2 separate regions of the Homo sapiens genome follow, and region 1 is linked to region 2. A link is an interaction called in ENCODE POLR2A ChIA-PET data of the cell type or tissue named here. Cell type or tissue: Panc1. All regions are shown on one strand. Links, peaks and the distances in the headings refer to the core of each region. The heading gives the core; the rest is flanking DNA. Region 1 overlaps EPAS1 (endothelial PAS domain protein 1). Region 2 overlaps TMEM247 (transmembrane protein 247).

The links. Peaks named below come from ENCODE experiments on the same cell type or tissue, not always from the same donor. Only the 100,000 strongest peaks of a DNase experiment are listed, where the experiment ranks them.
Region 1: POLR2A ChIA-PET joins it to region 2 with 22 read pairs; 2 of 35 experiments call an interaction of 5 or more read pairs at or near these places.

Annotation. Positions count from the first base shown.
Region 1 is chr2:46,327,277-46,342,777 of GRCh38, reverse strand. The region is part of intron 1 of EPAS1 (endothelial PAS domain protein 1); the gene reads right to left. Among named protein-coding and RNA genes, the nearest start is that of EPAS1, 38 kb to the right of the region's middle. In Panc1, for the core only: CTCF peaks have their summits at 8,412 and 8,618 (motif pointing left); no DNase peak of the experiment used is centred there; H3K4me3 peaks cover 1,403 bases; H3K27ac peaks cover 2,238 bases.
Region 2 is chr2:46,480,657-46,496,157 of GRCh38, reverse strand. It overlaps TMEM247 (transmembrane protein 247), which reads right to left. Exons shown (of 3, transcript NM_001424184.1): 2 at 15,394-15,501; 3 at 11,733-11,914. The coding sequence ends at 11,733. Among named protein-coding and RNA genes, the nearest start is that of TMEM247, 8.8 kb to the right of the region's middle. RefSeq lists enhancers at 5,205-5,254, 5,365-5,424, 5,054-5,586, 5,445-5,744, 5,587-6,119 and 1 more. In Panc1, for the core only: no CTCF peak of the experiment used is centred there; no DNase peak of the experiment used is centred there.

The DNA of each region.
Region 1 (15,501 bases), core at 6,601-9,100, 160 kb after region 2:
ATCTTAAAAACATCTTAACTTTTAGGTCATTGCTCCGAGCATGGCTTAGGGATCGCTACTTAGGTCATGAATCTAAGGATGATCTGCTCTTGGTCAAGATGATCTTGGTTCCTGACTTCCATATGAACACAGCCTGGAGTGAGGCCCCAAGATGTCTGTCACCAGTAACACAGAGGGGTTGGCTGCCTAATTAGCTAGACTTTTAGAGTGATTAGGACTCACATGCCTAATGCCTGTGGCCATTCAGGTATCAAAACAATATGCCTATTACCCTATAAGGTTAAATGGCTTAGAAACAGAATGGATTTCAGCAGGTAAAGAGATGACTGAGGCTAATTAAGCCAGCTGGGATCAGTCTATTGGTTGGTGGTGAAATTCCAAGCTGGAGCCAATTTGCAAGAAGCTGAGAATGGAGGAAATAAAGGTCAAATGCAATTGGGAGAGGTCTAGTGACACTTCTATGAGGCTTGTGGCTGCTGTACAGGGGCTGCCTGATAGGAGAAACACACCCAGCTCCAGGTTCCAGAGATGAGAAAGAGTCACTGGTCCCCATACTTAACTGGGGCAGAACCAAAGTCGGTGGTTCTCAGTTTTGCTGCTCACTGGAGTCACCAGAGGAACCTTAAAAAACAGATGCCTGGGCTCTATCCCCAGAGATTCAGATTTAATAGGTCTCAGGTGCAGGCTGGGCAATGGGAGTTTTAAAAGCTCCCCACGTGTAGCCAGGGCTGAGGACCACGGTTCCAAAGCAGCCAGTTTTTAAAGGAAGGATGGATGGGTGGGTGTGTGTGTGGTGGGGGGAGGCAGATGGGGTTGGACTTAAATGTTTTTGGAGATGCAAACAGCTATGTCACCTTTCTCAAAGAGTAGGATGAAAAGGAAACATATTTATTGAGCACTGGGGCCAGATGCATTTAATAAATGGTCTCATTTGATCCTCACTTAAATGATGCAGTGTTATTGGCCCCAGTTTTGCAGAGCCGTGGGTCTCAATTTTAGCTTGCATCAGAATCACCTGGAGGACTTATGAAAACATAGATTTCCAGGCCTGTGATCATGTGTCTATGGAAGACTGACGCCCAGGTCCACTTCCAAAACCTAACCACACTCTTTCCCTCTACCATGCACTGTGTCCATATTCACTGTGTCCAGCAAATTTGAAGTCACCATCATAAGCCAAACAGTCATTTATCTAGGAGTTGGTGTGATCACCACTGTACCAGATGCTATGGCTAATAGGAAGAGGGAGATGAAAATAATGAGACATGTGAAATAGATGCCACACAGAAGGTGGCTACCCTTCAAAGAAGCCACCTTGGGAGAAGCCTATAACTTTATGCTGGTAGGTGGCCATCGCTCTGTCTTTTGGGAAGTCTTTTAGAATTAACTTCAGAGCCACATAAGAAAATCAGTCACAACTCTTCAAAGGACACACCTCATTTCAAACCCCAAACAATATTATCCAGTTTACCCACCCCGTTAGTCACCAGACTTAGCTGTGGATGGATTGTGGTTGTTTGATAGGATAAAATGTGCCCTCAAAAGATAAGACTTTGCCACAATTGAAGGTATTGAAAAGAATGGTCTTGGCTGTGAGGGCCATTCCAAAGGAGTGACAAAAATGTTTGAGATGAAGGCAGTGTTCCAGTGGTCAGTGTTCTAGGTACATTCTGATGTCCAAAGGCTGCAGGGATCAGTAGGGGAATCTATCACAAAGGGAGGAAAGGTATCAATGTTAGATAGTGAAAACAGAAAATAGGCCAGGCACAGTGACTCATGCCTATAATCACAGCACTTTGGGAGACTGAGGCAGGAGGATTGCTTGAGCCCAGGAGTTTGAGACCAGCTGGGCAACACAGCAAGACCCCATCTCTAAAAAAGTTAGAAATTAGCTGGGCACGGTGGCACACACCGGTGGTCCCAGCTACTCAAGAGGCTGAGGCAGGAGGATCCCTTGACCTGGGAGCTCGAGGCTGCAGTGAGCCATGCACCACTGCACTCCAGCTCAGGTGACAGAGTGAGAACCCATCTCAAAGCAAAACAACAAAAAGTTACAAATTCAGAATGGAAAATATTAAATTAGCAAATTCAGGAGGAGCTGGCCAGATCAGACAGACTTTGACAAGAGAAAAAAGGCATTAATATGCTTTAATACACACACCTCTCCTGAGGGGCATGGTCTCTATCCTGAAAGAGACCACAGCCCATCTGGGAGATAAGACTAATAATCCACACTAGTATATCAAAAGTCTACAAGAGGGGACAAAGAAGAGAGAAGACATGAGACTGGAGTGGTTAAAACAGGGACAAATGCTTTCACTTGCCACTTCCCTGAAAGAGGAATCCTGGAAAGCATCTCATACCTCAGCCTCCCAACCTCCGCTCCGCTGGGGCTGAGCCTCCAGCTCTCTGACCTACTCTAACGGTCTGTGTCCCTGGAGCAGAGGGCCTGGACTGCATTCAGCGCTGACAGTAATGTCTGGGGCTCACCCAGCATGGCCCTCTAATGGTCAATTCTGCTTGGGTTGACTGGAGATACTTATCTTCTGGCCTTCTCAGCCCCAGGCAGCCTTGTAGAAAAGAGCAGCAGATTCGATTACTAAGCAGCCCATCTGGGGCTCCAGATAACCCAGCTCCTTACGTAACCGGAGGACACGTGGACTCCCCAGCCCAGCTGGGAAAAGCTGTGTGTACACAGGAATAATCATAATGAACTGTCCCTGTGCTTAGCTTCATCAAGCCCAAGCCTTAGTGGGTGCCAAGGTCTGAATGTTTACGTCCCCTCAAAATACTTATGTTGAAATCCCCACTCCCAATGTGATGGTATCTGAAGGTGGAACCGTTGGGAGGTGATTAACTCATGACAGTGAAGTCCTCATGAATGGGATTAGTGCACTCGCAAAGGAGGCCCAGGGGAACCCTCTCACCCCTTCCACCATGTGGAGACACAGCTATGAACCAGAAAGTGGGCCCTTACCAGACACTGAATCTGCTGGCACCTGGACACTGGACTTCCCAGCATCCAGAACCATGAGAAATGAAACTCTGTTGTTTATAAGCCACTCAGTTTACGGTATCTTGTTGTAGCTGCCCAAATGGGCTAAGACAGTGGGGCATTCTTTATTCTACATATTAGTGAATAATACCACTTTACATTTGGATCACACACTACAGTCTAAAACACTCGTGAGTGAATCTGGAAATCTGTAACTAAATTTGTAAATTTCACACAGTAGGCTAGGAAGAGCAGCTACCATCATTCCCATTTTAGAGATAAGGAAAAACTGAGGTTTAGAAAGGTAATGGGAGTATGTGGAACTGGAACAAAAGCCCCGAGTTCTGGCTTTTTCAAGGCCCTGTGAACAGAGCGCCTGCTGACAAGCAGCACTGGCCATGTGGCACGATTAGAAACAGACCTTCATTATCTGTCCATCATATAACCTAGCTTTTCCCAACACATAATTTCCTTTTTAAAAATGCCGTGGTGAAGATAAGGGTAATGCATATTTAGTATAAGCAACTTCAAAAATACAAAAAGGTATGAAGAAAACGAGCTGAGATCTCATTGGATTTATAAATTAATACTTTGCTCTTTTTACTTAACAGGATATCCCATTAAGAATTCTTTCAAAATATTCATAATAGCCAGCAATATCACATCATGTGGCTGAACCACAATGCATTTTACTATTCCCTTATTGCTTTTCGTTATGGTTTCTAATTTTTAGCTGTTATAAATAATGCCATGACAACTACCTTGGCATCAGGTATTGCTTACTTCTTACAATAAAAGATATGTATCCAGCTTGCTGCCAGCTCCCCGTAGCCACCTCACAGTGACCCCACCCCCACCCCATGAAAGCTGAGTTGGCAGATTTGGCTACACTGGCATCCTCAGGACCACAGCCAGCATTACTGAGCACAAAGCATGGGTCACGGTGCTTCAGAGGGCAGTATCAGAGGGAAGGAAGACAGAACATGCAACAGTCTCAGCCTTGGAACCAGGCTCAGCCTCCTTTTCCCATGGCCAGCTCTCTCTAGGCTGCTTCTCTTCCTCATGCATACGCAGGTCAAAGCATCTGAAGAGAAGACCAGCTGTGCTAAAACTGGTGGCTTCCTTTGACTCTAATCCAGTTCTGAGAAGAGGGCCACCCTTGCTGATGAGCAGGACCTCTTCCCCCACTGTAAAAATAAAGTGTTCTTTCCATCTTTCCCACCCCTCATCTTATCCACTGCAGGGATGTATAGAGAAGACTCGGTGCTGTCTTCACTCATGAAAAAGCAGGGAGAAAGCCAGCGGGTGCAGGAGGCATTTGCGTGGCTCTCCATTGCTCTCTGTGGCCTCTGATGTCTGCCACTGCCCGACCCCTGACACCATGCAGCCTTCAGCTAAGAGACTAATTAACCTCCGCAAGCTGAGATACTGACTATATAACTAGGAAACAACCACATGTGACTCTTTCCAGTTAGTAAAGAACTCTCAGCATATTGCTTCTGTTTAATCCTGAATCAATCTTGCAGAGCAGGTGTATCACTCCCATTTTACACATAAGGAGACAGACCCCAAGGATGTTAGTGGCATGCCCAGCCATCACCCAGTGATGGAGCCAGCACTCAAACCTGGATCATTTGACCCTAAATCCCATATTCTTGATTGTAATTGGGTGACCTTCCCTACAAGGCCAATAAGCAAGTCCCTCAGGTTCAAAAGATTTAGCTGAGCTGGGCATCTTGAGGGTGAAGCCTTCTAGGATACTAAATCTGATGAGCTTTTTGAAACATACACTTGGTCTGGGAAGCAGCAAAGTGAGACACGCTGGCCACCATTTTGCCTGAGGCCAGCCCCTCAGCTGGCACACCAGCCCCCTTGGGATAGTTCTCAGCTTGGAGAAGTCTGTCTTTAAAAGAAAAAGAAAAAAAAAAGGTTTGTGCTTTGCTTGCGGAGTCTACAGCTGCCACAGGTTGTTTCCTTCTCACCAGACTGTTTTCTTTGGTGCCACCTCTCTGGGCTTGAAGGTATTTCCCCACACCCAGGCTGTTACCAGATCTGATTTAGATTTTTTTCCTTAGGGCTTCTACCCATCAGCAGCCTTCTTCCTTTGGATCTCACAAGCTTCCAACAACACCATCTGTGGTTTGGCTCAAACCCTTCTGCCTGTGCTGCCATCCTGTTCCTACAACACTGCCTTCAGCTAAGAAAATTGACAAAGAAATTGCACGGCGGTTGAATCAAGAAGAAAAGGCCTGAGATGTAAAACGGATTCCTCGGCATGAAGCAAACTCCGTGGGGCAAGTGGGGAGCAGTTTCCCGCCCCACTTCAGTCTCTAGGGGGGACTTAGCTACTGCTGCTGCCCCTCCCACTCCCTGCCTGGAATATACTCTCTCCATCTCCCAGGCCTGTCTGAATTAGGCTCATATTTCAAGATCTCCCATGCATCCGTTTCCCTAGGAAAGCCTCACCTGCACTGACTTCTCCTCCAAGTCCCATTTCAGAGGTTACACACGCACGATTTGGCCCTGTGTTGCTCTCCTTGATTTCACTTCTGTGGCTTCTGTCTCCCTAACTAGACCACATACTCTTCAGGGAAAGAACCCCACACCTGTTCTTTTGGTGTCCTCTAAAGCATCAGTAGTACAAAGTGGTACAAACTGGAGACATCGGATAAAAACCACGTCAATGACTTCAGTTCTGTGGATTCCTCAAAGCTGCTCACTGTTCTAGATCTTTCCTAAGAATTCTAACCCGGCTCTTAATTAGAATAGACGGTTTCCATCTGGGAAGAGTCACCCTGCGGACACTCAAGGTGTGTGTGTCTGTTGGTGTTTTGTCACCTCTGTGAATCAAATCTGGGGTCTGAACTAGTGCTGCTGACAGCTGCCTGTGGAGTCACCCAGAGCAGCACTTCCCAACCTTTGCTGTGGCCAGGAATCACCCAGGGATCTTGTTACAGTGCAGGCTCAGTAGGATCTGGGCTGAAGCCTGGGATTCTGCCTTCCTAACAACCCTCAGAGGATGCTGATTCTACTAGTCTGTGACCTCACACTTTGAGTAGAAAGAGACCCAGGAACACGTGCGATCTTGAGACTGAAGATGCCATCTGGCAGGGTTAGTGCTGCCTGCTGCCATCCTAATCTGAGGCACGTAAAGTCCAACAAGTCCAATCTTCTCTCTGGCCAGGAAGAATCCTGTTCTCTTTGTAGCTTTCTTTATGGGATTTTACTAAGCCCTACATTAATGTCCCTCTCCTCCTTCAAGTCTTCCCTACCTGTATCATTTTATTCCTTCCTATTTCTTCAAAACCCACCCCTTAGGACCAGCCCAAGCCCTACTTCTTCCAGCAGTGTCCCTGGCCCCTTAGCAACATTCTCCAGGGTACTTCCTGCCCACACTACTCATAGGCCCTTATTAAAGGCCTCCCTGTCTTGGTGGCTTTTCTATGCAAACGTTCTACTCCTATAACTGTGCTGTAAGTACCAGGGGAAGGGCACAGACACAACATCTTCCACTTTCGTGTATCCTTCAGTGGAACCTGGGCTAGGGCAGACAAACTGGGTAAATATTTGCTGATTGTGAAAGACAATCAAAAATGCCCTTTGCTCTTTTCCTTTCCCTCTCAAGGAGGAAAGAAAAAGTGATCCCAGCTGCCTTGGCCTCCATCCCCAGCCCAGCCTTGCTCCTCTCCCAGGCGCTGCAGCTGGGGCGGCTTAGATTTTATTTCGCTCTCTGCAGCTCCTCTTCCCTTCAGTGAAGAGTTAAAGCATCGGGAAGGCTCCTTCCCACTTGGAAATCTCCATTTCCTCCTGCAGCGTGAACAAGAGAACTCTATGGACAGAGGCCGAGTGAGCCAACTGCGCAGGGAGTGAACTCACTCTGAATGGGGCTGTTCTAACACCCGCCAAGTCAAGTCATTAAGATGCCATCCCCGAGGTGCAGCCCCCAGCGTCACCTCTGGATATCCATATCCTCAAGCCCGCCGGCAGAAAGGATGAATGGTGAGCACAGAGCTGGTGAAAGCAAGCTCTTTCATGAGCAGGGCGTGAGAGGACCTCTCCGGCTCCTCTTAAGGTGGGGGTGGGGCGCTTCGGAGTAGAAGTCGTTCCTCCTCTCTCCCACTGCCTCCTCTACCACACCGAACTAAAATTAACCCTCAAATTTACAGGGAGTTACCCAAAAGATTGCTCCACAAAAGGCAACCAAGAAGGGGGCTGGGTAATAACATTAGAAAAAATATCTGCAATGCCAAAAATAATCACTGTGTCATGAGAAAACAGAGCTGGACTGCCTCAGAGGCCAGCACTGGGTATATACAGGAAGGAGGGGGCAGAAATTCCCCTGGCAGTGTCGTCAAACATTCTGGATGGAAAAAGGCGGGTGGGGGGCGGGGGTGCACATAACCGGGACAGACAGTTGTCAGAACTCTTTTCAAGTACAGAATATGATTTTAAGGGTCAGTTCTCTCTTCTTTATTTCAGACACTTTAATTTCAAAGAAAACATTTGTTTAGACTTTTAATCAGGACTGATGCTTGATCACATGCTAATAGTGAAATATCCTAGGATCTGCCTTACTAATCCCAACATGTTGCCAGAACTTCTGGTTCCTGGAATTTAAAGTATTTCAAAACAGCAAGAGAAGGGGGAGAAAGCACGGGATCCCTCACTCTCCTACCCCCATCCTCATAACCCCTTCTCCCCTCCCTATTAAAAAAAGGAAAGCAAAGAAAGAGGAAAAGTGAAAGAGGAGAGAGCTGGTAGAGAATCTGTCCTGGGCTTCCTTTATAAAGAATCCTGATCTGAGGCCTGTTCACATGGTCACATGTCTAGTATTGTGGGATCTGATTCATGCCACAGCGCGAACACTTGCTTTCCCCCAATTCTGCCCTCTCTTGCTCTGATGAGAAGTGAGATGTCTGCGCACATTTCCATTCCTTTGTAAAGAAGTCATCAAAAGCCACAGGAAATGCTAAAAGTCTTTTCCAAATTTATTATCATGCTCTCAAATAACATTGAGCAATTTGGGAAATAAAACTGTATTTTTCCCCCAGCAATGGCTTATTCCCTCTGCTCATTCAATATATATTAATGATTCTCTCTTCCTACGATGGGGCTGTGAGCAGTAGAATGAAATGTGGAACAACTATGCCTGACCTCAGGGAGCTTGCAGAGAGGTGAAGAGCCAAGTCCTGAAGAATGGGCTGAACAGTCAGGGCTGTAGGAGTTTGGGAGGAGAAAGCCTGCAAGGCTGGAGAAGACAGGGAGAACTCTGCTGGAGGTTGGCTTTGAAAGAAGAGCAGGATACAGGGAGGCAATCAGGATGGCAGAGGGATGACAAAGACACACTGGGAATGGGCAGAGGTGCCAGTGGTCGGGAGACAGGCTAGAGAACAGGGAGCAAGGCATTGAGAATCTGGGTGGGGAGAACGCATTCATTAAACAGACCTTGTTGAGTATCCATAAGGTGCCAAGCACACGAAAGGGCTTTAAACAAAAGGACAGGTAGCTAAAGTCAGATGCCCGGATAATTGCCTAGCCTGTTGTCTGATTAGTGGCTGAGGTGCCAGGTGGTGGGCAGTGCCAGAACCCAACCTCCATGCTCCTCCTGCTGGTCATGCTTTGGCCCTGCTGGACAGCAAGTGTGAGAACCCCTCTTTTCTTGGCACCAAAGCCAAGGAAAATGAAACCCTCTGTTGGAAGCTCTAAATATGGCAGCAATTCCTGGGCTGCCACAGGCTGGAGCCTCAGCTCAGTCCACAGAGACCTCCGCAAGGCATTCTTGCTGAACAGTAACTCATAAATGTTACCCATGGGATGAAAAACAAACTTCACCCAGGGCACACGCCTCCTCTGGCTCTGGTGGTGTTTTATTTATTTCCACAGACCTTAGTCCCCATCTTCTGTTTGTTTCCCTTGCCCCTCACTTTCTTTACCACTGACCAAGAATAAAATTTGAGTCAGATCTTGGGGCAAGGAACAGCTCGCCAGCCCACCACTCTTTCCCCAAAACCATTTTCAGCTTGTCGCTCCCCCATTTTAAAATGAAAATTGCTCCCCACCATCCTCATGATGAAGTCCAAGCTGGACGTGCTCCTTGAGGTCTCCCAGCCCTTTCCAAACTTAGCTCCTACGATCCTGTAGCTCCACGCTTACTCCAGCCAGACCACACTATGCCCTGCCACCCCCAAACTCCGCACCCCTTTCTGCTGCCCAGCCATGTCCCCAGTTGATTTGTTCCACCTGAAGTGCTTCTTCCTTTCTGACCTTCTAAACCCTAAAGTTTGAGAGCCAACATAGGCCTGCCACCTCCACAGAGGCTTTTCTGAGCATCTTACCGAGCCTACACTGGTGTCTCCTCCTCACTCCTGCCTGGAACACTTAGACAATCTGTGCTACTTGACTGCAAGGCACCGTCACCTTGTTAGTCCTAGTTTTAAGGTTCTCTGAGGGCACAGGCAAAATGTCAAACCTCTCATGTATCAAAGTACCTTACTCCAACAATAATAGTGTCATACAGCCCTTTCAGTTATGGTATGGTGAGCTGGCATGAAGATTAAATCAGTCACGGTCCCCCAGCTGTGGGGGTATTGCAGAGTTCCAATGCTTTAGTGCTTCCAGTAGAAAGTGGATTAATAAAGGCGAGTGATGGTGGCTATATTCATCACTAGGTTGCTTAACACCCCATGACTCCTCACTGTCCCCAGGAAACAAATCCCTGTATACTAAGGATGTTTTCACACAGAAGTAGCTGGCTGTGCCCGCTGTCCACATCATGGGTGTGTTTCGTGAGCCAGCTGCTAGTCAGCTCTCACTGACACAGGTGAACAAGTCCGGACAAGGGCAGACCCCTCCCCTCCTGACCCGTCCCATCCTTAAGAGGCCAGGGAGGTTTCTGCCTCAGATCCCACCTCCTCGACACTACAGAACAATCTGTTGCCCAACACCCGTGGCCCAGAGCCCTCACCTCACATGTGTAGGTGCCCTGCTTGGACTCAGATTTCTGGCAGAGGATGCCAGGGCTTGGCCAGGGTTCCACCCTTCTGGTGATATAACATAGAGGTGAGAAAATGGGCCAAGCCCCAGGGGGAAAAAGCCACTAACACAAAAATCCTAAGAAACAAAACAAAAATGAAAACCTAATGACATCCCTAAAGATCAGCAAGTGGGGCTAAAGAACAGCCCACACTTTGGAAAAAACACTGTCCATTAGCCCAAACTTCAAAAAGTCCACTCTACTCTACTCCTCCGCCTTTGACTTCCCTGCAAGACACACATCAGACGAGGAGGGGGTTAACAGAACCCAGCTGCCCCTCTTATCTGGCTAGCCTGCTAATGGCGAATCTCTGCTACTGAGGTCCCGTCAGTGATTTCTGCAAATCACTTTTATTAGAGATAATGTCATCTTTACTTCATTATCCAGCCCAGCAGCCAAAGAGAAAACAAGTTGATACACACACACACACACACACACACACACACACACACACACACGTATTTTTTTTTTTTTTTCTGTGAAACACCAGTTCTGTCCATTAACACTGACAGGTGACAGGGAACTGAAACTCCTGGACCATTCTTATAAGATTTTGGTCAAAACTTGGCACTTAACCCTCTTTTTCCTGGGACAAGCAGAGCACACCCCACAGCCTCTTCCCCAGAGCCTCTAAAGCAATGGTTGGTTTCTGTGCGATGCTCATTGCCCTGGCAGCTGAAGACAGGGCCGCTGGTGACACCATGGCAGGCCGGCCTGCACACTCAGTTCTGTCCAGCAGATAAAACAGTTGTATAACACGCAGGCAGGTGAGTGCAGGAGCACTGCTAATTCTACTTTATGCAAAGCAATAATTAACATGTGAGTCAGCAGCAGAGAAAGACTTTAAGCCCGGGGAAAAAAAAACAGCCTGAAAGTCCTGAAGCCTCAGAGGCAGCGCCGTGTCTGATTAAACGATTTAGAAGATTAGAGTGAGTGTAGGGAGACCTAAGTGGAGGTGGGGTGTGACTGCAGTGGCTCTCCCTGAGTAGTCTCTCAGCTGTGTCCAGGATACTCTGAATTTCGGTGCCGGTTGGTAGAAAGAAAAGGTTCATTTTTCCAGAATCAACTAAGAAGTGGTCTTTTCTGTCTCTCCGCTTAGTTATTTCCCTTAATTATTTTTAAACCTCGGAGCTTTGGCTTCATTGGAGTGACGTCTGATGGCCACAGAGATTCTGACAAATGCATCTGTTCTTTTCCCATGGTGGTCTGCCAAACCCCACAACTCTATGCCACCTAGAGGAAAGATCTAAAGCAGTCAGAGTTCTAAAAGGCCACCCTTACATAGCTAAAACAGTTTTGTTTTGTTTTAATGAAAAAGTACTTCTTGGCATTTTAGCATTTTTGTAAAAAGTATGGCTCCTTGGAATTTAAATCACATCTGGTCTTTGTTTGATGAGCCAGGGCTTTCATTTATTTGACAGTTACTGAGTGTCTACTACATGCCAGGCACTGGGGATAGAGAAGGGAAGACAGATCCCTACCCTCCAGGAACTGACAGCCCAGTCAGGGAGACACACTGAGCAGACCAGGCCAAGCGCATGTGCCATGCAGATGCAGCAGGACTGCCCGGGCTTGAGGACTTGGACACTTACTCTATGACCTGGGGCAAGTTACTTAAGTTTCTCTAAACCTCAGCGTCTATGAGTGCCTGCCTTACAGAGCCTCTGTGAGGAATAAATAATATATACATGTATGCAGAGAACCATGCCTAAGAAATACTACACACTCAATAGTGTTGAGGCCATTGCTACAGAAGTCAGGAGCAAGTGCTCTGGGAGCAAGAAAGATGACATAACCCAAAATGGGGAGGAAAAAAAAAAAGACTCCTCAAGGGTTTCCCCAGTTGTGAATTTAAGGACAAAGGAGAGTTAGCCAGGACAAGGAGGTGGTAAAGGAGTCCCAAAAAGATGGGGCAAAATCAGGCCCCGTGAGGCTATGGTTGTAGGAGGACAGGTCTTGCCAACAGGGGCTGAACTCCAGAACAATGCTTGGGACCATCCCTCCTAAGGTGTCCCAAGGTGCCCTCAGCCGGAAGCAGAATCCTGGTTTAGCTGAACCATGGGGCAACCCTATTGTGGCATTTCTTCTATTTTTGCATTCCTTGTGCTTTGACAATGAGATGATTGTGTGGATATTACAAGAGGTGATTATCTCCATGGGCACTGAGCCTGTTTTAGCGCAAAGACCTTGCTTTGCCAGAGCCAAGACTTCTGAGGTCACAGCTAAGTTGCCAATTCTAGAGAACTTCTGACAAACCTCAAGGCCACTGGGAACCCTGCTCTTTGCAGGATGGCTTATTTTAAAAGATAAGCTACACTAAGTAGGTGCTGGGCAGAAGGTAGCCTGGACTTGAGAGAGCCTCAGTTCAGGGACAGTGCACTACCCATCTATGTGTGCCTAGCTCTACGTGTAGGAAGAGAAAAAGACAGCCTGTGCTATGAAGCGATAACAGCTCAGAAACGGAGCTGGATTCTGGATTCTGTAAAGCCTTTTATCCCAGATCTCTGTGGGAATGGGGGTGCTTGGTGAAGCTCATGCCATCACGGGGGTCAGGGGCAGAGGGCACAGAGCTTGTTTGATTCTGTCATGATTTAAAGCATTAAGATGGAAACTTGGAGGGAAAGTTTCAAGAAAAGAGAAACAAAGTATTACTGATGATTCTGCCTGTTACAACAAACATGTGGCATCACAAACGGTCTGGAACCTCAATCAGAATGTTCAGCAGTTACACATTCTTAGTTGGATTTAAGTCATTCTGTGAATGATTCATCTCAATGCCTATAAGTGAACTTCTTGGCTGTGAGGCAATAGTTGGGGAATTTAAAATGTGTAATATTCCACAGAGGCAGGCAGAAGCTATGCAGACAGCCAGAGGTGTTTTTGTCTTTAAGAAGGATGTGTGTGTGTGTTTTGTTTGTCTGTTTGCTTGTTTTGAGATGGAGTCTTGCTCTGTCACCCAGAGTGCAGTGGTGTGATCTCGGCTCACTGCAACTTCCGCCTCCCGGGTTCAAGCGATTCTCCCGCCTCAGCCTCCCAAGTAGCTGGGATTACAGGTGCCCACCACTGCACCTGGCTAAATTGTGTATTTTTAGTAGAGACGGGGTTTCACTATCTCGGCCAGGCTAGTCTCGGACTCCTGACCTCATGATCCACCCGCCTCGGCCTCCTAAAGTGCTGGGATTACAGGCGCGAGCCACCACGCCTGGCCGTGTGTGTGTTTTAATAGAAAGCCTATAGAGATGAGCACAGGCCAATTAATAGGCAAGGTCTCCAAGGGGAAAAGAGCTTATCTTACAGGGACAACTCCTCGGTCTCATTGCCTTTTTGCTGCCAGCTTCCCTTGACCATCTTCCTGTTTTTCCATAGGCCTCCCCTTACCATAAATAGGATAGCCTACACGTTCCCCTCCTGTCTTGCAAGGACTGTCGGCATAGGTGCTGAGTCCTAGGAAAGAAAGAGCATTCTAGCAATGGTGCCTCCTACCCTGTGGTTGCCTCGCACCCAGATGACAATCCCTGAACCAGAGTCAGTAACCAATCCTAGCGCTTCACTTTCAGACACTGGCCTACTCAACCAGGAAGGGTTTCTGGAAATGCCCCTATTAAGGAAAAGAAATGTAATATGCAACTTGACTTTAAAAACCCAGGAAGCTCTAACACTCTATCAAGTTCTTAAGACTTTTTCTTTGCTGCATAATCCTTGGCCAAGTTCAAAGGTGAGCACTTTCCCAGAGGCTCATTAGGAATAATGTTTACTTCATACATTTTGAGGATGCAAAGTTTGACTCCATTTTGCTTATTTGGAAAAAAATAATTTTTTTTATGAACAAAAAGGAGGAGGGAACAGGGAATGAGACAAGGGTAAAATGTGAAAGAGAAGAAAAAGGTGCTTAGAAGACTGGCCTGGAAGGCAGACTTGTGTTCTGAACATTTTCACCTCTGATTTGCTCTGAAGAGTTACAATGGGAAGATATTGTACATTTCACCTTTCTGAACCTTGAAGACCCCATCTGTCCTCCCCACTGTTCTAAGTGATTGCTGAAGGTACGTTCTGATGGTAGATATGATATATACTCATGTTTTCACAGAGGATGCTACATAAATAAAGTGTAGTGACATTTATAACTAGGACTTCTGGGTTCTGTACTGGGAAGGAAATTCAACAGAGAGCTCTGTGAAGGTTTGTGGTCTGCTGCTCTCAAGCCAGGAGGTCATAAACAGGCCCATCAAACCAGGCCATCACTGACTGTTTGGGGGATGGGCAGCCATTCTCAGTGACTGGTTGAGGCCAGGGAGTTCAAGCTTGCACTTCATCTGTCATTTTCATCTCATTTCCTCCCTTAGAATAAAGCACCAGATCTAAATGGGCCTGCCACCTCCCATGTTTGGTTAACGAAGAGTGGTATGGGGGAACTGGTCATGGGGACAGAAGTACTTAATGCCTCCACCTGTCTTACCTGCCATCGTGGCCTCTACTCATTCTTCAAGACCCACTCAAGCTCCTAGCTCTCCCTCCTTCCAGGAGGTGCCCCCAATTTCCTGGCCGGGGTGACCTCACTTACTGTCTACACCACTCTTTTGGCACTTAGCAGTCTCTGCCAAGTTTTGTTAAGTCTCTTTTTTACCTGTGTAAGCCAGGGTCACTAACAGCCCGATCTGCATATGGACTCTGGGGACCATAGGATAGTTAGACTGGAAGAAAAATTTGAGGCTGTTGCCAAGTTTTCTCAAAACCTAAGTTCAGACAATTCTGGGGAGGGAGTACGTGTAGCCCCCCCGGAGGTAGGTTAACATTTGGGAGCAGAGAATTCACCTTTGATAGAGGGCTGGCTCAGGAGGCATGAGGCAATATTAAGCTCTTCCCAAAGACTTGGCAGGAGGGCTCTGGCGGGGCCTCCTCTGTGCACTGCCCTCTGGAGGTGGGGCTGAGACCACCACCAGGGTGCCCACAGCTGTTCAAAGCTGAACAGGGCAGAACACTTTTTCCACAAGTCACTCAACAGATGAATTTTTGTGTGTGCCTACTCTGTGCCAGGGGCTATATTCTAATGGAATTGTCATCCAAGGATATATGGGAAGCTGGTTTGAGCCTCTTTATAGCTTCCATCCACACTACCGGTTTTAGACATGGAGTTTTATAAACTTTGTCCCACCTTATATTCCAAATAGGTAACTTTTGTTTTTCTGCAGTTCAACTTTAATTTAAATATTAATGGCAGTGTTCCAAGCTTCAGAATTCATGGGATTTGTAAACAAGTCTGAGCTCCTGTCTAAAGTCTCTGTGGTTCTAAACATTAGATAGGTCACTATCAAATCTCCTGACTACTCTGGTCCATTCTAAAATCTCTATTCCTATGTTCTCACTGCCCATACCACCTAGCTTTTAATTTCTAATATTCTCTAATTCTCTAATACTCTCCTGTATATTAATGTCCTCTCCTCACTTAGATTATAGCTCCTTGAGGCCAGGGACC
Region 2 (15,501 bases), core at 1,632-4,131:
GCCCTTGCCTTCTGGAGGCCAATCCCCGACCCTCACCCCCATCACACACAAACTGGGCAGGTATCTCAAGAACCTTGGTTTTTTTTGGTAACAATTTTATTGAGATAATTCACGTACCATGCAATTCACCCTCTAAAGTACTGATTCTTCAGTGGTTTTTACTGTGTTCATAGAGCTGAACAACCAACCACTAGCACAATCAATTTTGGAACATCTCTTTACCCCAAAAGAAACCCTGTACCTTTTAGTTGTCACTGCCAAATCCCTCTGTTCCTCGAGCCCTAGGCAACCATGAATCTACTTTCTGTCTACAGACTTGCCTATTCTGGACATTCCATGTAAATGAAATCATACATGTGGCTCTTTGTGACTAGCTTCTTAGCATAATATATTCAAGGCTCATCCATGTTATAGCAGGAATCAGTAATTCATCCCTTTTTATTGCCAAATATTGTATGGATATCCCACATTTTATTTACCTACCCACTGGTTGATTGACACCTGGGCTGCTTCCAGACCTTTCATGGACCATCCTGCGAGCGCAGTGCTCTGTATGTTGGCAGCGCACAGCATATGCTGTGTCTGTGGAGTTTCCCGCTGGGCATCCCCTCTCAGCCAGGCCCTGCTGCCACTTCCTTTGGCACCATCATCAAGCCCTTCGTGGTGCTAGAGGAGGGCTGTTTTCTCTCAAGAAGTGGGGAAATGGCTCCCTTCCCTGAAGACGGGCACACGTGCTTACATATGTTCCAATGGCTCTGCTTCTCTACATCTCCCTCAGACTCCCTTGGTTAGGTTCATGAATACATCTTTCTTTATAGAACAGGCTGGGCACAGATGCCATGGTATCTCCTATGTTAGCTGTTGCTGAGCTGAGGTGCCAAGTCATATAACGAGAAAGCCCTTGCAGGATTCAGAATTCTTGGTTGTGAGTGAGAGAAACCCAATTCAAATCAGTTAACAGCAAAAATGGAAGCTGAAAGGTCTAGGGATAGCTCTTATCTCAGGTGGATCCAGGGACCCAAATCATGTCATCAAGAAATCACTTTCTCTCTCCCTCCTTCTCCATCTGTCTTCCCATATCTTGGCTCTGCTTTTCTCCATATCGATTTTATTCTCAGGTAGGCTTTCCCCAAGTGGAACAAGATGACCAACAGCATCTCTGGACACATAGTCTACCAGCTTAGTAGCCAATGGAATAAGAGCTCATCTTTCCAAGAGTTTCGGCAAAACATCCAGGTTTGAAACTCATTGGTCAGGCTTGGGTCATGTGTCCACATATTAACCAGTCATTTTGGCCAGAAGATGGAATACCCTGGTTGGCCAGATCTGGGTCCTGGGCCTACCCCTTGACTAGACGTCAGTTAACCTGAACCTCATGGACTAAGATTGAGGAAGAGGGAGTGGCCCAAAAGAAAATCAAGGGGAAATAAATGCCGGACACACGCAGCAGATGTTACTGGAACCATCCTATGAACTGTCCTGTCTAGGGTCTGCCCCACCAGTTTATCATGCATATCTAGGTAGGCCTGAGCCCTAGTAGTGGACATTCTTAGGCTGAAGCCGGGATCCCGTTAAATACTTATCGTTACATACATGTCGTTACATATGATAAATCAATTCCTTATGAGACCCTAGAAATTGATAGCCCAGATATTCCCCCTCTTAATGAGGGTTTATCATTGAACACGAACAAAGCCTTAGTATAAGCAATGTTGCCCTAATGGTGGAATCATGGGCTTTACGGAAGCACGTTGGAGAAAATATTTTGAATCCAAGAGGCCTTTTGGAGACAGAGGCTCAGTAAGTAGGTACCCATTCATCCATCACATCCATGTTTAGGATCTAAATGTCCTTAATTTCATAGTAATTTATTCATGCCAGGAATGAGCAGAGAATCAGGATGGGGGAAGTATCAGAGGGGCCAAGAAATCATAGACAAGGGTGTCCGGGTAAAGAAGACTTTGTTATAGGCAGCAGCACAACATAGCTCTTCTCTGACATCCCCCTCACTCTTTCTTCCCATCCCTGTTCCTTTGTCACCATGGAAACCAATGATGCTCCCTCCTTCTCCTCCCCTCTCTGCTCACTCGGGTCCCCAGGCCCCACTGCTCTTTGTCTGACTGGCTTCACACCGCGGTTGCCAGCCTCTTTGCAAACACTGAGCCTGGGCATGCAGCTTCACCTTCTTTTCACCCTCCACCCCGCCACCCTCTCCCGCCTCATTTTCCTGCTCCCAGGCTTCTGTTTCATGCCTTCCTTAATCTTGATCCAGGCTTTAGTGAAATTGCCATCTTTCTTCAAGAAGTTGTATGAAAATTAGATTTTTGCCACTCTAACCTGATTTGAAATGCATTAAGAGATCTGTCTTTTGAAACACCTCAAGGTGAGGCAATTTGTGAAGGGAAGAAGCATCCCTTACTGCGGCTTCTGTGCTTAAACATTGTTAGAGAGTGAATCACATTCTATTTTTGTACTAGGAGTGTCTTCTGTTTAACGAAATCCCCCAGCGTGTCTCTGAGTGAAACAGAGACTTTATCATAAAGGAAATAACACTTCGAGTTCAGAGATTGTGAGCTGTTGGCCCCGTGGACTTTTGTTAGGTCTGTATAGTGGCTAAAGAAAATTGAACCAACATTTAAAAATCAGCAGGTATCACATAAAAGTCTGGATTTCTGGCTGCCCTTGAGTTGGACATGGGGCATGTATCTCCACATGGTGAAGATGGGAAGGAGGGAAAAAGGAGTAGAGGCTTCCTGCTTTACGGCTTCTTCCTTTCCAGTCAGCTATGCCTGGCCAGCTTCCCACTTTTATCTGGCCCACCTGGGCCCTCCTGGCATCTGAGCTTCTGACCCTGGCCCTAATTGATCTGTTTTTGTTTGTTTGTTTTTGTTTTTGAGATGGAGTCTTGCTCTGTCACCCAGGCTGGAGTGCAGTGGCACGATCTCGGCTCACTGCAACCTCCACCTACTGGGTTCAAACAATTCTCCTGCCTCAGCCTCCCGAGTAGCTGGGATTACAGGCGCATGCCACCATGCCAGGCCAATTTTTGTACTTTTAGTAGAGATGAGGTTTTGCCATGTTGGTCAGGCTGGTCTTGAACTCCTGATCTCAGGTGATCTGCCCGCCTTGGCCTCCCAAAGTACTGGGATTACAGGCATGAGCCACCATGCTCAGTTTCCTAACTGATCTGTTTTGAGAACAAGGATTCTCCCACAGTGCATAGAGTTTGCTTAAGGGCAGTCATCTGGAGTTCTTTTGAAGTTGGCCTGATACCTGAGAGCAGGTGAGCTTTCTACCAACTACTGTGCTTCCAGAGTCTTCCAATCATTGTTTTCTTGGAACCCACTCAGGCTAGCTCAAATATTATGGGCTTTATGTATGTGAGGCTATGGAGATTGCTCAGAAGTGAAAGTCAGCCTGAGTGAACTGTATAGGGTTTCTCTCTTACCCAACCACCTCCCTCTTCTTTCTTATACCTACTCCTGTCTCAGAGTGGACATACCAACCTGGTCTTCAGAAAAAGAGCCAGGCATAGCAGATTGAAGAGGGAAGACCCCAGGCTGCCAGTTACAGACTGACTCTCCCGTCTTAGGGGACCTAGGAGAGGACATGGGGTGGGATCCAGAGGGAGTTACCGAGGCCTTTGAGTATAGATCTGCTGCCACTCATGAAATGGCAGGTGTGTGGGTCAGGTGGGCCAGTGAGTGAGGCCTTACATCTGTCCCCTCTCAAAGACATTTTCCTCCTTAGCGCTTGGTGAGGGAAGTGTGGGAACACAGGAGGGCAAGGCTGCAGTGAGCCGAGATTGCGCCACTGCACTCCAGCACCGGTGACAGAGCGAGACCCTGTCTCAAAAAAACAGAACAAAACAAACAAAAAAGAAACACGGGAACAGTTAGAATAAAAGGGTAGATTCATAAGCAGAAAAACTCTGGAGCCACTACCCCAGCTACACATATCTAGAGAGATATACAGGGGGCCACACAATGCCATCTGAAATGGAGTAGCAGTTCTCTTCCCATGTTATCAAACCAGCTCGGAACCTTTGTTCACAAACCTAAATGAATGAGACGCAGCACGGTTCTTTGTTTTCTTCCAATCATCTTTCAGCTCCTTGCCACACTTGGTCTCTGGTACCTCCTGGCTGAGCAAGCTTGGGCAATTCCTGAACCTCTCGGAGTCTGATTTCTCATCAGCAAAGTGGGCGTCATGGGCTGAATTATCTCCCCTCAAAATTCAAGTGTTGAAGTCCTAACCCCCGAAACCTCAGAATGTGACCTCATCTGGAGATAGGGGCTTTAGACTACGTACTGGGTACAGTGTACACTGCTCGGGTGATGGGTGCACCAAAATCTCAGAGATCACCACTATAGAACTTATCCATGTAATCAAAAACCACCTGTACCCCAAAAACTATTGAAATCAAAAAAAGAAGTCATGGCGTTAAAATGAGGGCTTAATCCAATCTGACTGGTGTCCTTGGAAGAGGAAATTTGGACATTCAGAGAGACACCAGGGATGCACACAGAGAGGAAGACCACGTGGGGATGCAGTGAGAAGGCAGCAGCCATCTGCAAGCCGAGAGAGGCCTCAGAGGAAACCAAACCTGCCAACACCTTGATCTTGGACTTTCAACTTCCAGAACTGTGGACAAATGAGCATCTGTTGCTGAAGCCACCCAGTTTGTGGTATTTTGTTAGAGCAGCCTGGGCAGATTAATCTAGTGCGTACCAGTGCTCCTTCATGGAGGGCTATGGGATAAAATAGATGACATGAGAGTGTTGGACAGGGTACAATACATCCTAGGTATTCGGCAAGGGTGAGCTTCCTTTTCAAGAAGCCGTCACAGAATGCTTTAGCTCACAGAGCCTTTCTCAGATCGTCTCTTACACTCCTTCTGTTTATTTGATTGATCAATCATTGCTCCTTAATCACTGATTGAGCTCTGTGGTCTGGTTGTTGAACCCTGGCAATGGGTGGTCTGTGCAGCCACACTATTTGCTGCTCTTGCACTTCCAAGACCTGAAGCTAGAGCTGGTGCTCAGAGAAGAGCTGCCCCATGGTAGCAAGTGTCTGTCACTGGCTCTTTCTGGGGCAGAGGGAAGCTCCTGAAACCCTGCCCTCCCCACCTCCTCCACCAAGGGTCCCCCTGCTCAGCACTTTCTGCATGGCTTCCTGGTGGCTGTCTTCCAAGGCCTGCTTTCTGCCCCAGGACCTTACAAAGGCTGCTTTGATGAAAAGTTTGAGGCAAAGTGACTGTGTCATTTGATACAAGAGGCTCAAGGGGGTAAAAAGTGTAGCTTTCTTCTATTTTTGGATTTTCTAGCCCAGCGGAGAATGATCAGCTGAATGGGACTGGGGCGGAAGCCAGGAGCAGAGGGAGGAAATGCACCCAAGCTGGAGAGCCCCTGTGATTAGCAGCTGGAAGCCTAGAGCGTGACCTGCTTGTGAAGAGGCGCCTCTGCAGGCAGACTCTGCGCCCAGAGCTGGAAGGCATGCAGGGGCCACTTGCCCTGGGGCCACCAGACTCCTTCCTCCAATGGCCTGCTCCAACGGTCCCTGCCCCTGCAAAATGCACAGAGCCTGCTCCCTCCCTCCCTCCTGTTGATGGAGTACAGGCCAAGGATAGTCACTCTCTGGGTGAGATTTGAGAGGCACCACAAAAGCCCCTTAACCCTGGGGTCTCCGTCATCCACCGCCAGGGCAGTGGCACAGGGCCCTGCTCTCAGTGGGGGCTCTCCACATGGCTTAATGCTCTGCTGTCACCGTCGTGGAATTCATGATGGGACACTGCATTGTCCTCTTGCACTGGGCCCACAAATTCAGGAGCCGGACCTCCCCACCTCTCCCAGTTCTTGAAATTCAGGTTAGCAGTCACTTCCCTTCCCTGCTCTGGCTGATACCTCTCATCTGTGTAGCTTCTTATTCACCACCAGCCTCCACCTTGTTATCTCACTAATTGTCACTATAACCCTGTGAGGGACTGACATCTCTCTGACTCGTGGCCCTTTGTAGGATTTGCCCCACGAGCTCAGGCCTTTTGATGCCACCCCTTTGCTCTCTTTGAGGAACAAAAATGCCTACCTCCTGAAGCTATCTGTAATCCCCTCCTACTTAAGTGTAAGAAATTTGCAAGTCCGAAACCCATCCTCCACTTCACTCTTAAGAGCCTAAAAAGCCCTCTGAGGGCGCTTAATAAATACTAACTAATGAACCTGCAGCTGCTGCTCCTTTGGCTAATTAAATCTAAGTAAATCACAGACTTTGAATTATGCAACAAGGCTTGGCCAAAACAGCTTAAAAATGTGGGAGCCCTAGCTTTTCTGCTGTGCCCTGTGGAAAAATCCCATCTTTTAATCATGCTTAACCTTCCTGAAGAACAGCAGCAACCTTTAAATAATGAATGAACGTATATTAGCAAGATTTCCCCAAAGCTACACGTGGGAGTCAGATCAAAAAAGGGACAGAAGCAGACACAGGCCTGAGGGCATTCTGGAACTTTCTGCTCAGCCCTGGCCTGCAGGGTGAAATCATTTGGTTCCCCAGAAGCCCAGAGCATGAACTGGTGAAAGGGAGGAGGGGCAGATATGCTGCCACAGGCTCAGCTTCCTGATGTGGCACAGTAAGCTCCTGCCACCCCTAGCCTGCGGCAGAGGTTAATGGAAACCCCATAGCACTTCTGAAGGGCTGTGCACTCGGTTGTTCTCCCTCTCATTCCCCCTAGAAGACCCTCCTGGCCAAGAGCATTGTCTTCATAAAGAGAACAGATTTTGTTTTTTTTTTTTTTTTCTGGTAGGGTCTTGCTCTGTCCCCCAGGCTGGAGTGCAGTGGCACGATCACAGCTCACTGCAGCCTCAACCTCCCAGGCTCAAGTGATCCTCCCTTGTTAGCCTTCCCAGTAGCTGGGACAGCAGGTGCATGCCACCGTACCTGGCTTTTTTTTTTTTGGAGATATGGGATCTCCCTATGTTGCCTTGCCTAGTCTTGAGCTCTTGGGCTCCTGCCTCGGCCTCCCAAATGGCCGAGATTACAGACGTGAGCCACCGCGCTAGCCCAGGACAGACCAGGACAGATTGCATTGAGTCTCATCACCTATAACAGGCTTCCCAGACTTTAAGATGCATATGAATTGCTGGGGGCTGGTGGGTACTGTCAAACCACATCTGCTTCAGTGGGTCTGGGGCAGGGTCTGGGATGCTGCATTTCTAAGACGCCGATGCTGCTGATCCACAGATCACACATTGAAGAGCAAGGATTTAGGTCTTTCAACCCTGATTGCTTATTAGAATCAACTGGGGCACTTGTAAGGCTAACAAATCATCTCTGGATGTCATCTCAGATCAATTAAATCAGAATTTCTCGAACAATCTCTAGACTTTGGTCCTTCTTTTTTCTGAGTTAGAGTCTAGATAATTTAGAGGTCGCCCAAATGAAGCCTAGAAAACTTAACTGACTTGCTTACTTACAAGTCATCTGCTAACTTGGGACTAGAAATAGACATGGCAGGAAAGTGGCCTTTGGAATCAAGGCTTAACCCTCCTGCCCCCGAGTCTCTCCAACTGTAGTCCTGTCCTTGGGCTCAGGAGGGCAGCCTACAATATTCCATTTAGGGAACAGGAGAGATTTTCCCATCTTTCTCTCCCTAAGCCTGCCTGAAACTTTACTATTAGTGCTTCATTATTTGGGCTGAAGCTTAGTGGTCCTTTGCAATGAGTGCAATCTCTTATACATAGACTTTAGCAGCTTGGTGTCCATAGGATGATCACAGTCCCCTGACTGTCTCTGGGCTCTGCTCTGTGGGATCTGGGATCAGGAAGGGAAGGGGCTCTGGAGTCCAACTTGCCTCCCCTTGCAGCTCTGCTGAGGGCACCCAGCACAGAGAGGAGTGCCCTTCCCAGTCTGCTGCCCTGATTGTGTCAGGTCATGGGCTTCAGGCAGAGGTCAGGAGGATGAAGGCAGAGTGGCTCCAGGCGTGTGGCCAGGGAAAACCATGACCTCCCTGCTGTGGTATGCAGTACTCTTCCTTAAAGCAGAGTGCAGCAGTGGCCCGGCCCAGATTGGCTACGGCTGTGCTCCATCTGATGGTTTCAACCCCATCAAGGCTTTCTGGCTCAGCAGCTCAGGAAGGGAGTGGGAGCTGGGCCTAAGGAATTAGGGATGATACACCAGTTATTTGCTTAATTCAGTATCTCCCCCCTCCACTCATACTATCAGAATTCTAATTCTGTTTGAGGCTGCAACAGTGTCCACGCAAAAACCTTACCACCTCAGACACCCTACAGATAGGTGCAGCCACATGACCTTAGTTTGACCAATGGCACGGAAGCAGAAGTCTCTGGGTGGGGCTTCCTGGGATGCTTTTAAAAGGCGGCTCCTTTTCTGACCTGGAGTAACGGACCTGGTACTTGGAGCTGCTTCAGCCAACTTGACACTGAGGCGGGAAGCCATGGGCTGAGGATAAGAGCCCTGTGGTGGTGGAGGAAGGCACCACCTGAGTCCTCTATGACTTCTGAGAGCAGTTTCACCAGCCGTGGATGGACTACCTGGGACTTCTTGGTATGTGAGCAACACAAACCTCTATTTGGTGAAGCCATTGTGGCTGGATTTCTTTTACAGCTGAAAGTAATCCTCAAACGCAGGACCTCAGAAAGTTTTTGGTCTGGAAACGGGAAGGTCCAGGCAAAAAAGCGGCCCCCAGGAATTAAAGGAGGAGGAAGGCTTTTATTTATCTGTTTTGAATTACTATTCCACTCTATAATCTTTAGTGTATTGCCTATTTCCCAAGGGATTAAGTTTATATTCCTCAGACCAATATTCAAGGCTCCCTAACACTTAGCCCCAAACCAATTTTCCAGGCCTGTTACCTTGTACACCATTCCCTGGAGCAAGAGTGACCCTTCCCTCCTGGATACACGTTACACACTCCCACCCTAATCTTCATTTGTGTGAGGTATCCCTCCTGATTTCCACCTGTTCGGGCTTACCTAGCCTTATGAGCTCGTCTTTTAAGAAGACTTCCTCTATCACCCAGGGCTCCAGGGAGCTCTTCTATGATCTCGTTTATAGCTGAGGTCTGTGTACTGATAGCTGCTTTACATTTTCATGTGTGTTAAACTCATCTCCCCAGCAAGGTTGTGAGATCCTCCCAAGGTAGGATCTTGGGAGCAGGGTAACATGGAAAGAACATGTGCTCTGGGATGATCTCAGTTAAGTCTAACGTCTCTGAACCTCGGTATCCCTGGCTGTGAAGTGGAGATGATATACATTTCTACCTGCAGGGTTTTGGTGAAGATAGCCTCCTTAGGGACTTAGGGCGCATGGTATGTTAGCATTGGTGCTGAAGAGGCGCTTGTACATTGGCTTGTTACCTGGCTGGTAACTGCTTAGCTGGGCCTTTTTCCTATCCTTTGCCTCCCTCTCTCTTCTGATTTTCTGCTTTGCATTTGAATCAGAAGATCTGTTCTAAGTTTAGGGAGTGACCATGAGTAGTTCTCATTTTCCTAGAGGGCAGATCTGAGGCTAGTGGCTTCAGTATTCAAACACAATAGGGAAGAGTAGATTTCATGCCTGTGGCTAAACATGTGGGATGAGATGCTCACTTAACCGTTCAGGGGAGTTTACTTTCTCTGAAGATTAAGAAAAATGAATGTATTTAAGTCTAGTTTTACCTGGCAACAGATGGATGGATTAAATGACCTTACGCACTTGGGTGTTTTGGTTTGTGTGTGTGTGTGTGTGTGTTTTATAAATGCCCAGTTCTGTCTGCTCTAAGAAGGTAAACAGGTGGACCTTAAACTTTTTGCTATCCTTATCTCCATCTCTCTCACCTCAACCCCATGGGGCAGAAACCCAGATCAAATAAAATGATCAGAAGAAGTGACCCATACCACAACGGCCCTTCCTTGAAAGTTTAATGAGAAATGATACTTTTATCACTTCCAAATTAAGTACCTGTCACATGCAGCTATCAATGGGATTGGATATATGGAGTTGGGTGGGAAATGAGAAGTCACCATGGACTTACATGGCATGATAATGTGTACTGACATTGAAGTCCCAAGGCAGTCATTTTTTTCACGTGATTTTACTGAGAGTCGCTCGAGAGCCCAATGAGACAGAAACTTATTCTCTTGTCACTCTTAAGGCAGAGCCCTATGCCAGAGGAGAGAAGGGGTCAGTAAAGACTTGATTAATTGCACAGCTGTGTCCAGCCTCATTCAGTTTGCCACATTATCACTAAAGTGTCCTGTGGCACAGCCAGCCATCGTGGCTGGGCTGCTGGGCTCAGAGTAGCCGACAGTCTGCAAGGAGTGTGTGTATTGAAGGGCTGAGGGGCTGGTGACTGGGGGAGTTGAACCCCTTTGTTGCATACTTGCAGGGCAGCTTCACTTTGTGCCTGACCGTGAGCCTTCTGGTGTTCAAAGTCTGTTCCTTTGGGTTGTTGTGTGTTTATTTGAGGGGCTGTAAACCTCTCTACTGTGGACAACTGTATACTTGTTTTGTATCTCTGTGTCAGTGTATTTGTTTCTGGGTTAGCCTTTCTGCATTTTTGTGAGTCTGTGTGCTTGGGTTAGTAGGTGGGTACGGGGTGGGGGTGTGTGTCAACTTTTTTTTTTTCCATGTCCAGCTTTCTAATAGAGTAGAATTAATGACGTCCTCTGGGTCTAATCAGGCACTTAATTCCTCCTTCCTTATGTCCCCTAGGAGTATGCCCTTATTTTGCCACATGCCTCACCCAGGGGATACACAGCTTAGTGATAGGGGTACCCCTTGTCCACCAGGTTCAGCTAGGCCTGTGCCAGGCTCGCTGGAGCTTCACTGCCTCTCCTTTTTGACCATATGCTGTCTGAAGGCCAGCTGTGTACAAGTCTCCTCAGGCCCAGTGCTAAATGAGTCCTGGCCAGTGGCCTGGTGATGGTATCCTGCCATGTTGGCAAGCTGGAGGGAGCTTGGGCATCTTGGCTTCAGGAGCCTAACATGGGGTGGCAGGGCTGGGCTCCCTCCGGAGGCTCTAGCAGAGAATCCTTCTGTTGCCTTTTCTGGTTTCTAGAGGCTTCCCATGTTCCCTGACCCGCAGTCCCACGTCATTCTGGCCCCTGCTTCCATGGTCACATCTCCTTTCTGACTCGCACCCTCCTGCCTCCCTTTTACAAGGGCCCTTGTGACTACCGCGGGCCTACCTGGATAATCTGGGATCATTTCCCCACTGCAAGGTCCTTAAACACAATCACATCTCAGCCTCTTTTGCCATATAAAGTATTCATGATCCTGGGGATTAGGACATGGACATCTTTGCAGAAGATGGGGGCGGGGGCTGCTCCCAAGCAAATCACAGGCTTCCCACCCCTCAGAGGTCTATGAACATGAGTAGATGTGGTGAAACCCAAGCCAGCTTGGTCATGATGTACTTCTATGGTTCTGGAAAGGTGTTCTAAACCCACCTTCCCTGCAGATATCTCCCTGACCTGCTAACATCTGAAATCGTCCTCTTGGGATAAGGCATCATGTCCACAGTGAGAACTCAGTTTCTGTATAAGGGGCATGAACGTGTTTCTTCACTCTCAGGTGTAAATGACTGACAGCAGGGCCCTTCCTAAGAGTGGATTCTGATTGGACAGAGGCACAAAGTGAAAAAAGGAGGTGCCTGGGAGGCTGGGATCATGCACGGATAACACTCTAGCATGGCAGGGGCGAGGGTTCCCAGTGAGGGAGAGAGCAAAGGCACTTGGAAGTATGACCAGAAAGTTTTAATCAAACAGAGCAAAATGGCTGCAATGCAGAATAGGTAGTGCTTGGCGAAGAGAAAGAAGACCATCTCCTTGGTGACATAGATGATGTGAATGAAGATGAAGCAGTACAGGAACATGGCAAACTGGTTCTGGGGCAGCAGGAAGTTCTGGAGGCCTCCTGAAAACTGTGGGGGAGAGAAGACAGTGGAGATGATGATGCCATTGTTGGCGCCAGGCAGATCTAGGTTCAGTCCTGCTCTGACCCTGCCTGTATGTGACCTCAAGTCATCATCTTCACCTAAAGAAAGGGTAATAGTGCCCATTTCCAAAATCATGAGGGCTGGGCAAGGTGGCTCATACCTATAATCCCAGTACTTGGGGAGGCCAAGGTGGGAGGATTGCTTGAAGCCAGGAGTTTGAGACCAGCCTGGGCAATGTAGTGAGACCCCTATCTCTATAAAAAAAAATTTAAAAATTAGCCAAATCTGGTGGCGTGTGCCTATAGTCCCATCTATTGGGAGGCTGAGGTGGAAGGATCACTTGAGCCCAAGAGTTCGGGGTTATGGTGAGCTATGCTCATGCCACTAACTTCAGCCTGGGTGAGACAGCAAGATCCTGTTTCTTAAAAAAATAAAACAAAACAAAAGATCACAAGGAGGAAAAGTGAGATAATGAACATTCCTAGTCAGGTAACTAGCACATAGAAGGAACTCATCATTTTTTACTTTTTGAGCTGCTCTTATCCCTCCTGACTGGGGCGCCAGGCCACCACCTTCCTTTCTCTTTATGGTCTGTACGGCCCATTGGAGCCACACACGTGGGTCTTCTCCCTCTGACTCCAAGAGCCCCACATGTGGATGTTGGGTCTTGGGAGTGTTCTCTCACAGTGCCCTGACATTCAACCTAGTTTCCTGGACAGTGGCCCAATGACATGGTGTCCCTTGCATATAAATGACTGTTTCTCACTCCCTGGGTCCTGACACATATCACGTGGGTCAGCCCATGGTCCTTCAGTCCAGGGTTTGGTGTCTCTTGGAGGCAGGTGCTGAGAGATAGGTGATGGGGTCTCCCTAAACCCTCAGAGTATTTGGGCTGGGGGAAAGCAGCTTGAGTTGTCTGGCTAATTCTGTCTGTGGGTTGCTCTTTTCTTGAATCTATATAACTGGGGCCCAACAGTCTTCATTTTAACTGTAGAAAGTATCAATGTATAAGTAAGGCAAAAGCTGATATTATTTTGATCCATAGTTAAGAGGGCATAACCCATGCATTATTTTTTAAAATATTTGTAAAAATCATGGCATATTTTTGGAAAGCACCAGGTGGCAGGGACCGAGATGCCCTAAACTAGCTAGAAACACACTCAAAGAGGTATTTTCAATTCAATACACTCTCTCTGTCCGTCCATCTATTCACCCTCCCAGAAAAAGAGAAGAGAGGAAGGTACAACATCAAGTCAACTCCCCAATTTTTAGTAAATGCACAAAAAGTAAGCACTTTTGTAAACTATCACCAAAGGCTGGAGGATGGGGACACATCACTGTTGAAACAGCTGCATAAAATGTGAGGGCAACTAGACCAAACTGAGGGGACAGAAAATGACCTGATGATGCTGCCTCTAAAATGAATAGCTAGGAAGGTTGGAGACCAGAGGAAGCAATCCAGTGTTCTAATGGGAGTGGAGGACGGGGCTGACCCGACGGTTCTCTGCAGGCTCAGTATGGCTCTGGACCCCTGGACTTTGCCACCTGTCTGCAGTCTGCACGTGTTTCAGTCTGAAATGCTGATGAGTGATCATTATGACTTTCATTAAAAAAGAAAGTGCTTGTGAAACCCTTTAGACTTTTCAAAATACTTTCAATGTTCTAATTCTTGAGCAGAAGAGAGAAATAGAGAGAGGACTATATACCAAAGATTTCCATCTCATCCAGCAAGGAGAAAGATTTTCAAACTGAAAAGGGGGTAAAATAAATATGGTTAGGAGGAGACACAGGCCAAAGGCATAGTTACAATATCATATCTGCTTTAAATAGTTTCAGGTTCCACTTTGTGACAGATTTTATCCCAGGCTACTGAGAAAAGTCACAAGTTTGCAAATGGAACTTAGAATTCAAAAATATTAGGAAGTGTGCTAAAGTCTAAGCAATAGGCAAATGTTTTCTAGACTTTTCAAAAAGGGTGTGGGGGCAGGGGAAGATTCTGGAAATCCAAGTTCAGTAAGCTTGACTGAGTTCAGTGAAATCATTTCATGTTTATAATGAAGCAGGTATTTTGTGAACAGAAAAAAAGATAATTGTTTAAGAAGCCAGCACGTGCTCATTGAGAACAAATGATGCAAAACCAACCTTACTTTCTTAAAAAAACAGAAACAAAACTGGACCAGTCAATTGGGGAAATGCTATAGGTAATGTAATATCTTAATTTTGGGAAACCATTTGACAGTGCGTCTCCGTTTTTTGGATAAGGTGGAGAAATGTGAGCAGGATAAAATGTAACTCAAGGGTGATGATTAATGGAACATTGCCAACCTATACAGAGACATTTAGTGGTATTTACTTTAGGTCATTTCCTCCTCAACAATTACAGCAATGATTTGGATAAAGGCAGAAGGCATGGTTCTCAGAACTGAGGATGACTCAGAGCTGGGAAGCACAGCTAATACATCATATCCCAATAAAACTGAAAAGTGATAAATGTATGTTGTTGCATTTGGGTCAAGAAGTGAATTGCATGAGTACATAAAAATGGTAGTAGCTAACGTTTATTGAGTGCTTACCTAATGTGCTGGGCTAATTGCAAAGTGCTTTGCGTGTGTTCTCTCATTGATTCCTGACAACAACCCTGTGAGGTAGGTACTACTTCATGGATGAGCAAGCCAAAGCTCAAAGGAAATTAGTAATTTGCCCAATGTCAGGGAGTTTATAACTGGCATTTTAATCCAGGACTTTCTGACTTTAAAGTGCAGGAAACACTGCTTTAAACAACATCTTCCACTATTGAATGCTTATGATAGCCTAGCCACTGTGCTAAGCTCTTCACATCCCATTTAATCTCAAGTAGGCATTCTTATCCCCCATTTAATACAGATTAGGGAACAGTGGTGTACTTCTTGTGAAAAGATGGCTGTTTCAGTTGACTAGAAGGCAGTATGATCCAACAGAATAAACATAGCCCTGATCGGGGAGGTGATGGTTCTATCAAAATCCACTGGCCAGGGTGCAGTGGGGATTCTGGGTCTAGTCTCCAGGCATCAAATTTTAAGAGATGCAGAGAGGACTTGTGAGCGGTGGAAGAGGGAGGAAATGTTGAAGACTTTTCCTTGAAGCTACCAAAAAGGCTGTCGGGTGGGCGATGTGGTTCTGGGGACCCTCCCGGCCTCAGCTCTCCTTAGAGAGTCACATCTCAGCTTCCCGTGGAAGCTCTGTTTAACAGAGCTGGCCAGGTAGGGTAGCGAGCTTTAAGGCAGTGAGCAGACATCTCTGGAAGTGAGCCAAGGCGGAGAGGGCTGGAGACCGCCCGAGTGGATGCTCAGCCCCTTTCAGCCGAGATCCAGGATCTGCAGGGTGGGGTGCCGCGCAAAGCAGGGAAGGTGGGCGCCTGCTCCAGGCCCCATGGGACTTCAGCTCCAGGCCTCCCTCCTCCCAGTGCCCCGTTCCTTGTCACCCACCAGGCGGGGCGCCGCCTCTTGCTGCAGCTGCTCCATCACCACCTCGTGCTGCCGCTCCCGCTGCAGCTGCTCCATCACCACCTCGTGCTGCCGCTGCCGCTGGTTCTT